Regions from separate parts of the Homo sapiens genome. Here region 1 is linked to region 2. A link is a contact called in ENCODE Hi-C data. All regions are on one chromosome and are shown on one strand. The core of a region is the stretch at or near the end of the contact, and the rest is flanking DNA. Distances in the headings are between cores, read along the strand shown. Region 1 overlaps LOC105379013 (a long non-coding RNA gene). Region 2 has its middle 24 kb from the start of TILRLS.

What was found. A loop is a pair of places that touch in the nucleus more often than their neighbours do. Pooled maps may share reads with other maps.
Region 1: a loop to region 2 is called in a map of heart right ventricle, with 4 times the contacts of the local background. The contact joins two enhancer-like sites. A Hi-C loop is called at or near these places in 13 of 168 maps with a recorded cell type or tissue (CD8-positive, alpha-beta T cell, cardiac septum, gastrocnemius medialis and 6 more), 3 of 37 single-sample maps with no recorded cell type and 17 of 50 pooled maps.

What each region holds. Positions count from the first base shown.
Region 1 is chr5:68,447,727-68,453,520 of GRCh38, forward strand. All of the region lies in intron 3 of LOC105379013 (a long non-coding RNA gene), which reads right to left. Among named protein-coding and RNA genes, the nearest start is that of PIK3R1, 230 kb to the left of the region's middle. RefSeq lists enhancers at 4,596-4,890, 4,636-4,930. Within about 2 kb of position 1,790, at least 7 of the 41 ENCODE cell types and tissues checked have a DNase peak (open chromatin) inside an H3K27ac peak, as active enhancers do; they include heart right ventricle, where a contact is called at or near this core.
Region 2 is chr5:67,240,782-67,246,749 of GRCh38, forward strand. No RefSeq gene overlaps it. Among named protein-coding and RNA genes, the nearest start is that of TILRLS, 24 kb to the right of the region's middle. Within about 2 kb of position 3,895, at least 7 of the 41 ENCODE cell types and tissues checked have a DNase peak (open chromatin) inside an H3K27ac peak, as active enhancers do; they include heart right ventricle, where a contact is called at or near this core.

The DNA.
Region 1 (5,794 bases), core at 540-3,039, 1.2 Mb after region 2:
GATAGATGAGGTCATTTTCGCCTGGGCCACAGATATTACACATTTCCCCTCACCCTACATTGCACGTAGCCTCACATCCAGAAGGTATTACAGTACCCATGACAAGCTTTAAGCACCTATATCTTGCTTTGATGTGCACAAGACATTTCTGCTGAGAATTGCAAGGTCTCTTGTTTGTTTATAGCAAAGTTTGAAGACGCCAAGGGTGTTTATTTGTTTGGTTTAGGCTCAGGTTTGCTTGTGTGTTTTTTTCAGACGTACTGTAGGGCAATATTTTTCCATTTTGGGACTAAGACTTATTTGCCTATTAAGAGACTATTACATGCAGACTTTTAATTTATGTACTTAGTGCATATAATGTTCCTAAAGTCTCAGGGAAGTTAATCAAGAAAAAGTCAAGGGCAGGCTTCAGGAACTAGAATGTAGTCATTCAGGAAGGCCGTCTCTCCCTCTAGAATGACACTTTGTTGGGACGTGGCTGAGCCACAGGGTCTGGGGCCAGTGATGGCCACCTCAGTATCAGAACAAAAAGCAGCTCTAAGGAAAGATGTGGCACTCTTCCAGGACATCCAAGCCCTGCCTCCTGCAATCCAACAACCTCGTTTTACTCTCTGTGTGGACATTACTACCAAAGAGGTCATAGAAGCTTCCTGACCTCATTTCTCTAAAGCAAAGGAAGGATCTCACCTGCTATCTAGACCAGAAACGTCCTTCCTAGGGATGCTTAGAGGACTCAGAAGAGTTTCAGAATAAGTTCTGGAAAGAGTTCTGGAAGATGTTGGGGCGTCCTGAGAGATATGTACCCCTTCAACAGGGGGCTGAAGATCTCATGGTAGTGCCTCCCCATCATTCACCTGCTCTCCTCCCCCTGACCACTATATGCCATCCCTAGGGTTCTATAAGCCACAAACCAGGTGGAGGGACCAACTACAGGTCAAGAGAAGCTCCAGATCTGGGGCTAATAAATTGATTTAGGGGTTTCACAATTGTTGATATACTCTAGGACAGTGATTCTTCCTCCTCCTCCTCCTTCTCCTTCTTCTACTTTTTCTTCTTCCTCTTCCTCTTCCTCTTTCCTTCTCACATGGATACAGATGTAAATTGAAGAACACTTTTCCTAAATCACTAATTTTCTCATATCCACATTCTGATTAGATATCGCATGGCAGGGACCTTTCTCCAAGCCCTAAGAATGAATAGAAATCTAGATTCCCTCAGAGTCCAGCTCAGGAGACAGCACTGCTTACCCAGACTCAGTGGCCCTGACCCAAAGAATACTCAGCTTTTGTTCCAATGGAACCAGTATCCCCCTTTCCTTGCCCTGGCCCACTGCACACCAGGTCTTAGAGAAAACAGGTAGATTGATTTCCCCATAGCGGAGCTGCTGGGAGAAACTCTAAGCCATGCTTCAGTGAATGGAAGCCTCCATCAGCACCACATCTCCCTTGAGAAGCATCTGGAATGATCTTAGTTATTGTCTTTAGCTATATCCAAGCTGTGGCCTTACCTGACTCCTCAACTTCTATCCTTCTGAGCCCAGCCTGGTGGCCATACCCACCTCAACAATCAGTGCCAACCCAAGTTCCCCCTTCTGACCCATCCCATCTTTCCTTTCCTAGGGCCGCTCTCAGCCTTCGCTTCTGATTTCATATACCCAGCCAAGCCTTTGTCTAGCCCACCATAGCTGATTATTCAGGCTGAACATATATCCACTGGCTCAATCCAGGCCTATGCCCATCAGGAAGGCCTAACCCCATCCGAGGCCCTTGTGCTGGCGCAGAGCCTCCAGTGTCTGTTGCACAATTTGGGCACCACAGGGAACACATGACTGGCATCCACAAAGACAAAGATGGAAAATATGAGCCATCCATTTGGCAACAATGTTGGCATCTTCCTAAATTCGTGCTGCCAAGCTCTGACCAGAAAGATCTTGGCCTGTTTACTGCCTGATGCAGTCAGTCCAGACTCAGGGTGGCTCAGGTCATGGTGATAGAGCCAGCTATAATGAGATTTAGACATGCAAGAAAAAGACAGAGAAAGGGATCCAGACTCCATATCAGACACAAGCTAAAGGGAACACTAGAAAACCTTCATGAAATCAAAGAGGGAAGGTTTTTAAAATTTAGTAATTGGCCAAAAATAAACGTTACGTTCTGCTTTTCTTTTTTATTTGGTTTTCATAGGAGAAACTGTTTTCTGTCCACATAAAGTGTGTACGATCTTTTTTCCAGAATAAGGGAAGCAGGAAAATAGGTGAAGAATATCAAGTAACTGGAGGATGGTGTGTGTTATAATGGGGGAACAGCTGTGTCATTTGCTGCCTATAAAGTATTATTAATAATTTTGTGGCCAAAATAATTTCATAAGAACTTTAAAGAGAAGACGGAAAGAAAAGAACCAGTGCATACATTGATCTCATCCTATGCTCCCCCCAAATCTTTCAAGTTAAGTGTTATTTCTCCCACCTTGCCAACTGAGGCAGCCTCAAAAAGGCTAAAGGATTGCTCAAGATTACAAAACTAAAAAGTGATTGAGTTAGGAAAGGATTCCAGTCCACCAGACACAAAAGCTCACAACTGTCAAGGATTGTCATTAATTTAGACAACTGTCTTCTCCCTAAAGTGTATACTAAAAGAAGTTTATCAGCATTCCAAGACGATGTCATCAGAGAGACAGCATGGTCAAGTTACCATTGAAGGAGTCCTTCCAGTCCATTTCCCAAAACTAAGAGTTGAAAGGTGAGTTTTGTAATTGGTTCGCTTTGAATAGATTATTTATTTTAAGCCGCCTGGTCTGATGATGCAATAAGCAGGGGAACAAGCTTGGTTTGAAGATAGATTTCTGATCTTCTGGGAAGTGTTTCTACTTTAATAAGCTTTGATTCCCCAAGGAAATTCCTAAAGGCATTCAGTCACAACCCACTGGGCTGCCAGGTCTCTGTAAATACACACATGCGTGTGTGCACACACACATACAGGAATAGATAATTTTGTAGTCACGACAGAGAATGCTGCTGACAGTAAGCAGAGAGGAAACTATTGGGGGGTAAATTTTTCTTCTTGCAACTTGAATCCAGTGGTAGGGGGTTCACAAATTAAGTGATGATGGACAGATTAAGAGGAGAAAAGATGGCTGGGCATGGTGGCTCACACCTGTAATCCCAGGGAGGCTTAGGCAGGTGGATCACCTGAGGTCAGGAGTTCAAGACCAGCCTGGCCAACATGGTGAAACCCCATCTCTACAAAAAATAAAAAAAAAATTAGCCGGGAGTGGTGGTGCATGCTTGTAATCCCAGCTTCTTGGGAGGCTGAGTCAGGAGAATAACCTAAACCCGGGAGGCAGAGGTTGCAGTGAGCCAAGATCGCACCATTGTACTCCAGCCTGGGCGACAAGAGTGAAACTCCACCCCCCACCCTCCCCCCTCCAAAAAAAGAGGAGAAAAGACATGATTTATTTATACTTACAGGCAGGAATACTCAGTAATAAGTAACTCACCCATTAGCCAGAGGAAAAAAGGTTATATACCAAACTTAACCAAGAAGGAGGGAGAGTGGTTAGGGAAAGTATGGAAGGTTCTACTGGACTTTTTTTTTATGCTAGTGGAAACGGGCAGTCTATTTCCATGTCAGCTGAATTTGTAGGACACTTCCTAGGAGGAGGGTTAGTGGCAGCTGTATTTTCTGGAGACTCTAACTTAATCAGATAAGAGAATTTCAGATAAGATTTCTTTTTGAATCTTCTTTAGCTCCAACATTTTCATTTAAAAATTATCTTTATATCACGTCTAGGGGTCCAAGTGGGTCCCCACATGTCCTTCATCTGAAACTATTCTGGACATTTCACCAAAAAAAAAAAAAAAAGTGAGTTTGATTGCTGTGGAGAGTGATTGATGTTGGAAATTGTGAGGTAAGAGATCTGCAAAGGGACAGAAAAATGAAGATTAAAGGTTGGAACCGAGCAGAACCAATTTCTGAGTATAGAAGGCAGCCAGTCCAGTTGAGAAGTTTTCTAGATGTTGAGTCTGAAGCCTCTTGAGTGAAGATGGTAGTGAGAATGTCACAATAATGGTTATTTGCTGGAGCAGGGCATGGAAGATGCACATGTTCTGGTAAACTTGCTGGGTATCCCACATTGTTGTGGTGGTTATCAATCTTTTGAAGCTATATCAAGTTGTCCAGCTTCAGCACTCAGAGCTTCAAGAAATAGGCAGTGCTAGTTCTCAGTGATAACAAGTCAGGAGAATGGGGGAAAAATGAAAGTGTTAATTATTGACAAAATGTGCAAGATGGTAGAATCCAGTTTAGAAGAGATGAAAAATAGCTCAAAGACAATCAACAGAACGACAATCTGCTAACTCACAAGGGGTGTTATAATTTTCCATTGAAACATAAAATTTCTCTCTTCAATCACCTCCATTTTTATAAAAGATAAAGTAAGATTACTCTTATTTACAAAATAAGCCTAGCCTCGTTAAATATGTCCTGATCATGTAATAAATGAAGCAAGAATTGTAATTGACCACACAGGCCTTTTAAAGTTTGCTTTGCTGGAAGTTTTATAAGGAATCTCAGACTGGACTTTTAAAAGCCTTTCTTGGCTAGGAGGCCAAGCCAAGAACTTGTCATCAGAACTTTATCTGCAGTACCTATAGATTTGGGTGAAATCCTCTCCTGTTGAGGTATCCAAAGCATTCTAAAGCTCCTGGGCCTGCCAGGAAGTGATCTTCATTACTCATCTGTGAGGCGGGGGACACTGTAAGCCAGGTACAAGGTCAGTTTTGCTAAGAGGGCTTTGTGAACACTGGCTCCACAAAGTCAACCTTAGTTCCTTAAAACTGCCTAGTCATGTCTGTTTCTATGCACATCATTCTCAAATACGACATTTCAGTTAAAGCCTTGGTGATATAACTAATTTCCTCAATTATGTCCGGTTACAAGGAGAATAGATACTTATGGAACCTGTGCAAAAAACTGTATCACCATAAAAATAAGAATATTCAATATGAGTTTCTGAATTCTGTAGGGATTAGGTAGGGAGAAAAATATAAATGTTTCATTCTTGTTTATAAGATATAATCTACTAAATTGTCAATTATAAATAGGTTAAGAGAAAAGAGAAAGGAATTCTTTATATTCAGAAAATGGAATATTAAAGAACCAGCAATGTTCCAAACAAAAATAAAACCCATAAAAATTATAATCAATCTTCATCAGTTCATTCAGTCCCAGATGATAACTTATTTTTGTTCTGCTCTATCTTGGGTTAGCAGTTTTATGAACCCATCAGCCTCTCCACTAGAATTCTGGAAATTCTTACTCAGTCCAGTGGTATGATCTCAAAGTCATTTATGCAGAGCCATCAGAATCCTTTACCTTGGATAACCAGTCATTTCTATGGGTCTCTAAAATGTTCCCTGTTCTGAAGATGATGCATTCTGCCTTACAGCTGATTGGAAGAGCTTTCAGGAAAGCATCAGAATAAAACAATAACTCCCTGTGAACGAAAAAAGACAAAATGGCAATGGCTAAAAATTTGATGAGAGTTTGTTATAAAAATAATGCAATTGACAAGGATATGTGGTTGTTCTGATGACATAAAACATTTAAGATAGTAACTGGAATTATGACTACTAACATTATATTAGGACATATGGACAATAAGCGTTTTAACTCATATACTTTCTGATGTACTTATATTCATAGCATTTACCCATACAAATATAACATAGGGAAGGTTAAGTATATCTTCTCATTGGATAATTCTTCCCTTTTCTAATGTCCTGACTTCTTTAAAG
Region 2 (5,968 bases), core at 2,645-5,144:
TTAGTGCATTGATAAAAAACCGCTTGCATTAGTATATCACAAAATTTGTTTTGTAATATTTTGATTGATAATTAAATTTCAATATAATTTTATGCATTCAAATACATTATAAAAGAAAAATAGGAATATAAAAAGGATTCGCTGGCCTCACCAGATGTCCAAAGTGGGACACGGCTCCAAAATAGATGAAGGCTTTAGCTAGAGCAGGGGGAGGGGCTTCAACATAGCTGATGGTCTGTGGATTGCCTCTTTAGAACTGAGTCATCTTCCTGGCTACCCAACAGCAACATCAATTATTGTGAACCATCTGGCAAAGGGGCAAATGGGGTGCCATTTCTAGGAGAGATGGAAATTGATGAGGCACAGTGAGTTGTTTGGTCCTTTAAGTCTTTCTCTGGTCTCTAGTCTGCCCCTCCTGTTTCAGTGTCACGTCTGTGTTGTCTTATTCCCCATGATGTGCCTCTGCCTCTTGTATTTACCACACAAACTCATGCAAGGAACTGAGAATTAATCACTGTGTTTTGCTGAATTTCAGTTAAGAAACGTCAACATGGCTTATTGGATGCTCATTGTTCCTGGTCTCAACAAGAAACCAACATGACTGATTTTTTTCAGAACAGGGTGGCAGAAGCCTACATTTCTGGACTGAGTCCTGGCATTAGTCTTCTTAAATTATATTGCCTCACAGAAATAAAAGGCTGGGGAATTGACCAGTGGTTTAAATTATCTCTAGGCCAGCATTGTAAAGTGCTGTGAACACTAAATAATAAATAACAGACCTACATGCTCACAAAAGTCTCTGCTTTGATGAAGCCTTGTGATGGTTTTCATTTGTGGTGTTAAATTTAGCCATAATGTTCTGTACATTTACAGAAAAACAGATTATTGTATGATCTATGAATTTAAATGTTTGACAGAGCAGAATTATTTTTATCTTGGGATCATAAAAATACACTAGCTTTAATTTACCTCTGAAATTCCTTTGAGATGGTATAAACTACATGCTATTATCACAGTTATCTTTCTTAAAAGCAAACTGAATTACTCTCTCCTCCTTTACAGTCTTCCATGTTCCTCTACTGTCGATAGGTTGGAGTTGAATGTTTTTAGGATGGAATCCAGTGTTCATGGTCTGGGATCTGCCTACCTCTTCCACTTCATGGTTGACCATTTCCCCACATGTATTTCTATTTTAACCTTACTAATGGTATTTTGCATTTTCCTGCACACATTTTGACTTCTCCAACTTGCATGACTCTGCACAGGCTATTCAATCTTCCTTCCTGCTTTACTTCCTAGACAACACCTATTGGTCCTTTGAAACAACTCTCAGGCTTTACGTTCATTCTGAAGACTTCCTTTATGTTGACCTCCATTCACTGCTACCCATCCATTGTAAGTACGAGAATCTGTCTGTGTTCTCCTGTTAACTGACAGTGTTGATCTGAATGCATTAAAATGGTTCATTAGCACAAAAACAGTGTCTTCATCTCTATTTCAGGTGCCCAGGATGTGGCAGAGGCATATATGATGTTGAGGGAATATTGCAGTTACACTTACCTAACTGATGGCATGTTGGGAGGATGGAGTAGTACAATTTAAGGATTTCATGCTGTATGGATCACTTCTTGTACCCTTTCTTACATCCTCTTAGCCTACCTTTTGACTCCAGGCATTGCTGTGATAACTGTGTGATTGTAACCTATCAGCCTCTCCCTTCAGCTGCACCACCAAACTCTCGCTTTCTGACCTGGGGCTTCTCTGAGGCTGTTGTTGACTTTGCAGAAACCGGGTTAGCCATTCTGCCCTATGCACACACCACAAGTGGGAATGAATGAAAACCCCATGGGGGCAATGATGGGAGCTGACGATAGTACTTCCCTTGGCATCCCTTAGAAAGACATACGAGGGACTCATTCGGCAAGGCAACCCAAAGCATCCCAAGAGGGGGGCGCCTCACTTGCCTATACCAGTGATCAGCTCAGTAAAAGACCTCTGGATTGGCTTTCCCTCCCCCTGTTTCAGTCTGCCTTGTTCTTTCCTCCTGTTCTTTGGAATCATTTCCCAAAGTAAACTCTTGTCTCAGGCCCAGCTTTTGGAGAGAACCCAGACTAAGACAGCTTATTTAAAATCAGCTTTACTCGGCCAGCGCGGTGGGTCACGCCTGTAATCCCAGCACTTTGGGAGGCCGAGGCGGACGGAGCACGAGGTCAGGAGATCGAGACCATCCTGGCTAACATGGTGAAACCCCGTCTCTACTAAAAATACACACACACACACAAAATTAGCCAGGTGTGGTGGCAGTCGCCTGTAGTCCCAGCTACTTGGGAGGCTGAGGCAGGAGAATGGCGTGAACCCGGGAGGTGGAGCTTACAGTGAGCCGAGATTGCGCCACTGCACTCCAGCCTGGGCGACAGAGTGAGACTGCGTCTCAAAAAAAAAAAAAAAAAAAAATCAGCTTTACTCAGTTAACTTTTTCTTAGATTTAGAGATGTTTGGAAACTATTTGCAAGGCTCATAAAATAAACACTAAATAAAGATGGTATAGAAAACAAGTAAATAGGGTGGCATCCATTATATTGTATGTAAATGTGCTATAAAGTATGAAGTGTTTTGTGAATTAGGCATTCTTCTTTCTTCAGTCAGGAGACAGACTCAGACAATTGCTTAGTTTTGATAAAACATTTCTCCATAATTCTACAGCTGTGTCTTAGATGGTAACTGAATAGTAATGTTTTGATTACAGCTTTGCAGATGTTGAGGCCCTAGACACAGCAGCTTTCTTCAATCAAGTGGTGAGTCCCTAGAAGACACTTGTCTTTCCTGTAGGTCAGTGCAAGGATCTTGAGCATGAAACCCTACGCTCAGAGCAGTGAGCTGGAAGGCTTGCTCCAGTGTGTGTGTGTATGTTTGCATTTGTGTGAGTGTGTGTGCATGTGTCTGTGCCTGCATGTGTGTATGTTTCTTTCTGTGTAAGCACAAAGTATGGATTCCAGTGTAATTATTTTATATACCACCATCTTTGGATTACAAATAGAAAAATGACATTTCTTTTGGGAATGGAGAGTATTGGACAGTGAAATGGATATCTGAAACCCTGTGCATTACCAATCGCTTAAACTACAGAATTTGTGTATCTTTTGCAGCTAGAAGAGACATTCAAGTTCACTCAGTGTTACAGATCTAGATCGTTTCTAACAGACAGCGGCACTAGAACCAGGCCTTTGGAGGCCCCTTCTCATGGTCCTTCTGGCATATCACACAGCCTTCTCTTAATGATCCTGCTTTTAAACCAGAGGTCAGCAACCTTTTTCTGTAAAGGGCAAGATAGTAAATTATTTTGGCTTTGTAGGCCAATGGTCTCTGTTGCAGTTGCTCAACTCTGCCCTTGTTGTGCGAAAGCAGTGGTAGAGGATACTTAAATAAACGAGTGTGGCTGTGTTCCAATAAAGGTTTATTTACAAACATAGGTATAGGTCTGACTTGGCCCACAATCTGTAGTTTCCTGAACCCAGTTTTATACCATTGAAGTTATGACAATTTCTGTTTGATGGTCACTAACAGGCTATTGGGTCTTAGAAAGTCAAAGCTACCATCTAGCCTGGTGGTAAGGTGAGCTGTTGCATCACAGTCCCCATGACTTGGCTTCTTTCCAGACCTGGGTATGCTCAGATCTCCAGCAGCCAGGAGAGTGGGCCTGGCTCCCACAGTACTCCAGTTTCCAAAAGGAATCACACATTCCCTTCCTGTGCAGATAAAAGAACAATTGGACCATGAGAGAACTTACTGGAAAGTAATGCAGGATCACCAGGAAGGAACAGGAATTCACTCCTCGGTCACAGTCTTCATAGTCTGATTGGGAGTCAATCAGGTCTAAAAAGGTCAGTGAGAATGTATGTCTGACTTTGGCAGGCTTCCAGCGCCTTACAGTCATGGAATAGTTTGTTGGGTTGTAGTTTTTTCCAGAGCCTATTCAGAGCTTCCTTTGGCTGCTCTATCCATGTCGGCTTCCTCACACCGCCACCCCACCACTATTTTCCCCTCACTTATTGTCTGTCAATGCAAAGCTATTGTTCCCGTTAACTAAAATCACCAATAAACAAATATTTTTTTTCTCTCCATTTCATCTTCCATAAAACTTGACTTTCAGGTCCTTTCCCCTGTACCCTCGTCTCTGGGAGCTGGTCCCAGGTCTCAGGCCCTAGAAAGCAAACATCTTCCATAAAAGGTCAGTGCAGAGAGTTTAGGTGAAACCTTATGCTGATGCAAATGGGCTAGATGATTGCTCTGGTGATTGTGTAGATTAATGTGTGTACATGTGTGTGTGTACGTGTGTGTCTGTGTGTCTGATTCTGACCTTTAAATTAGGCTTCTTCCCTGGGCCCCTGCTGAAGGAATTTCTTTCAGCAGCCTGGGTGCCATTGGTTAGCCTCCAGGTAGACATTATCTCTTCATTGTTGTCAAGTCTTCATTCTGTCCCTCCCATTTTTCACCATGTGAATCCACCTTATGATCTGTTTCAAAGTTGAACAAGATGAGAACTTTCAAAGGCTGGATGAAGAATGGAATTTTCAATGAATTTAATGACCTAATTCTCAAAAAGGTACATACAAAAAAAAAAAATTAAAAAGATATCTGCAGTTACTTGTTCTTTTTTTTTTTTTTTTGCCCTGATTGCATCATCTCTAAAGTTGCCTTTCTTGATGATCAACTGGCGAGATCTGTAAAGGGGCATAAGTTGCTAATGGGTCCTTGGAGTTGAAGTGATTTAGGGAAAAAAAATCCTACATTATTATTATTTTCCCCAAGTAGCACTCTGATGCCTGGGGAGAGGGATGCTGGTAGCTGTGTGAGAAGCGGCAGAAATGAGGAAGGAAGGAAGGAAGGAAGGAAGGAAGGAAGGAAGGAAGGAGGGAGGGAATATTTGATTATTTCTTCATAAACAACCAATTCCTTTAGCACCTGCTATGGTTCCTGCCGCTGTGAGAGGAATATCAATGGCTTCAATATTCCATTGTTTGTGACTGAGAAGCATTTGCCTGCTGTACTGGGCTGCTTAGTTTTTTCAGACTGGCCACAAGGCAGAAAATGTGGCAGATATATAAAAGGAAAATGTTGGCCAACATGCCCTACATCAGGTGAGTTTTCTGTCTAAAGCCCATTTTGGAGTTACTGCCTCTCCCCTTTTTGTTTCTTCACAGCCTTTTGTTGATTTTTAGTTACATTTCTTTCCCCTGATGAGTGGCATACCCTTAAGTGTGCAGGTTCTACTGTTCTGCTCACATTAACACTTCTGTTAGTTTTTTTGTAATAGCCTACTTTGTTTTGATAAAATCATTACTTTCTTCAGCAACACTAATGCAAAGGAATGATTCATGAATACAAATGAAAGAAACAGCTCACAAAACAGGAGAAAAGGTGAGGAAAGAGAAGTTATGTTGGGTACTTGAAGTAGATCATTACCACCAGGTGGCGCTATTAAAACACCTCATTTTAAAATCCTAAACAGGGTTGCAAATAAGGAAAATGCAAAATTAGAGTCCTTCACAGAGAAAATACTTTTTATCAAAGAGAGACAGAGTGTGCGTGTGTGTGTGTATGTGTGTGTGTGTTTAGAACATAATTGTTTTAGGAAGAAGTAAATATTATGGGAAGTGGTGATACTTTTTAGAAAGGTGGCTCACAATTGATATTCTTGTAAGTTAAATACTAAAGCTTTTGAATATAAATATATTTAATTCCAGCTAGACCTTTTCTAGAATCTTCTGAAGCATGACATTGTAGACATCAGAAAGATGGTTTACTTTTACCATTCCACAACCCACTTTCATTCTACATAGAGAGCTTGCACAGTGGGGGCATTTATGTGAAAACAATTAGTACCCCATTAGGGGAAACATGAAGCCTGCAGGTCTGAGATGTTCTTGACTGCTTTGGGAACTTGGCATGTAGAAAGCTGGTAAATTAA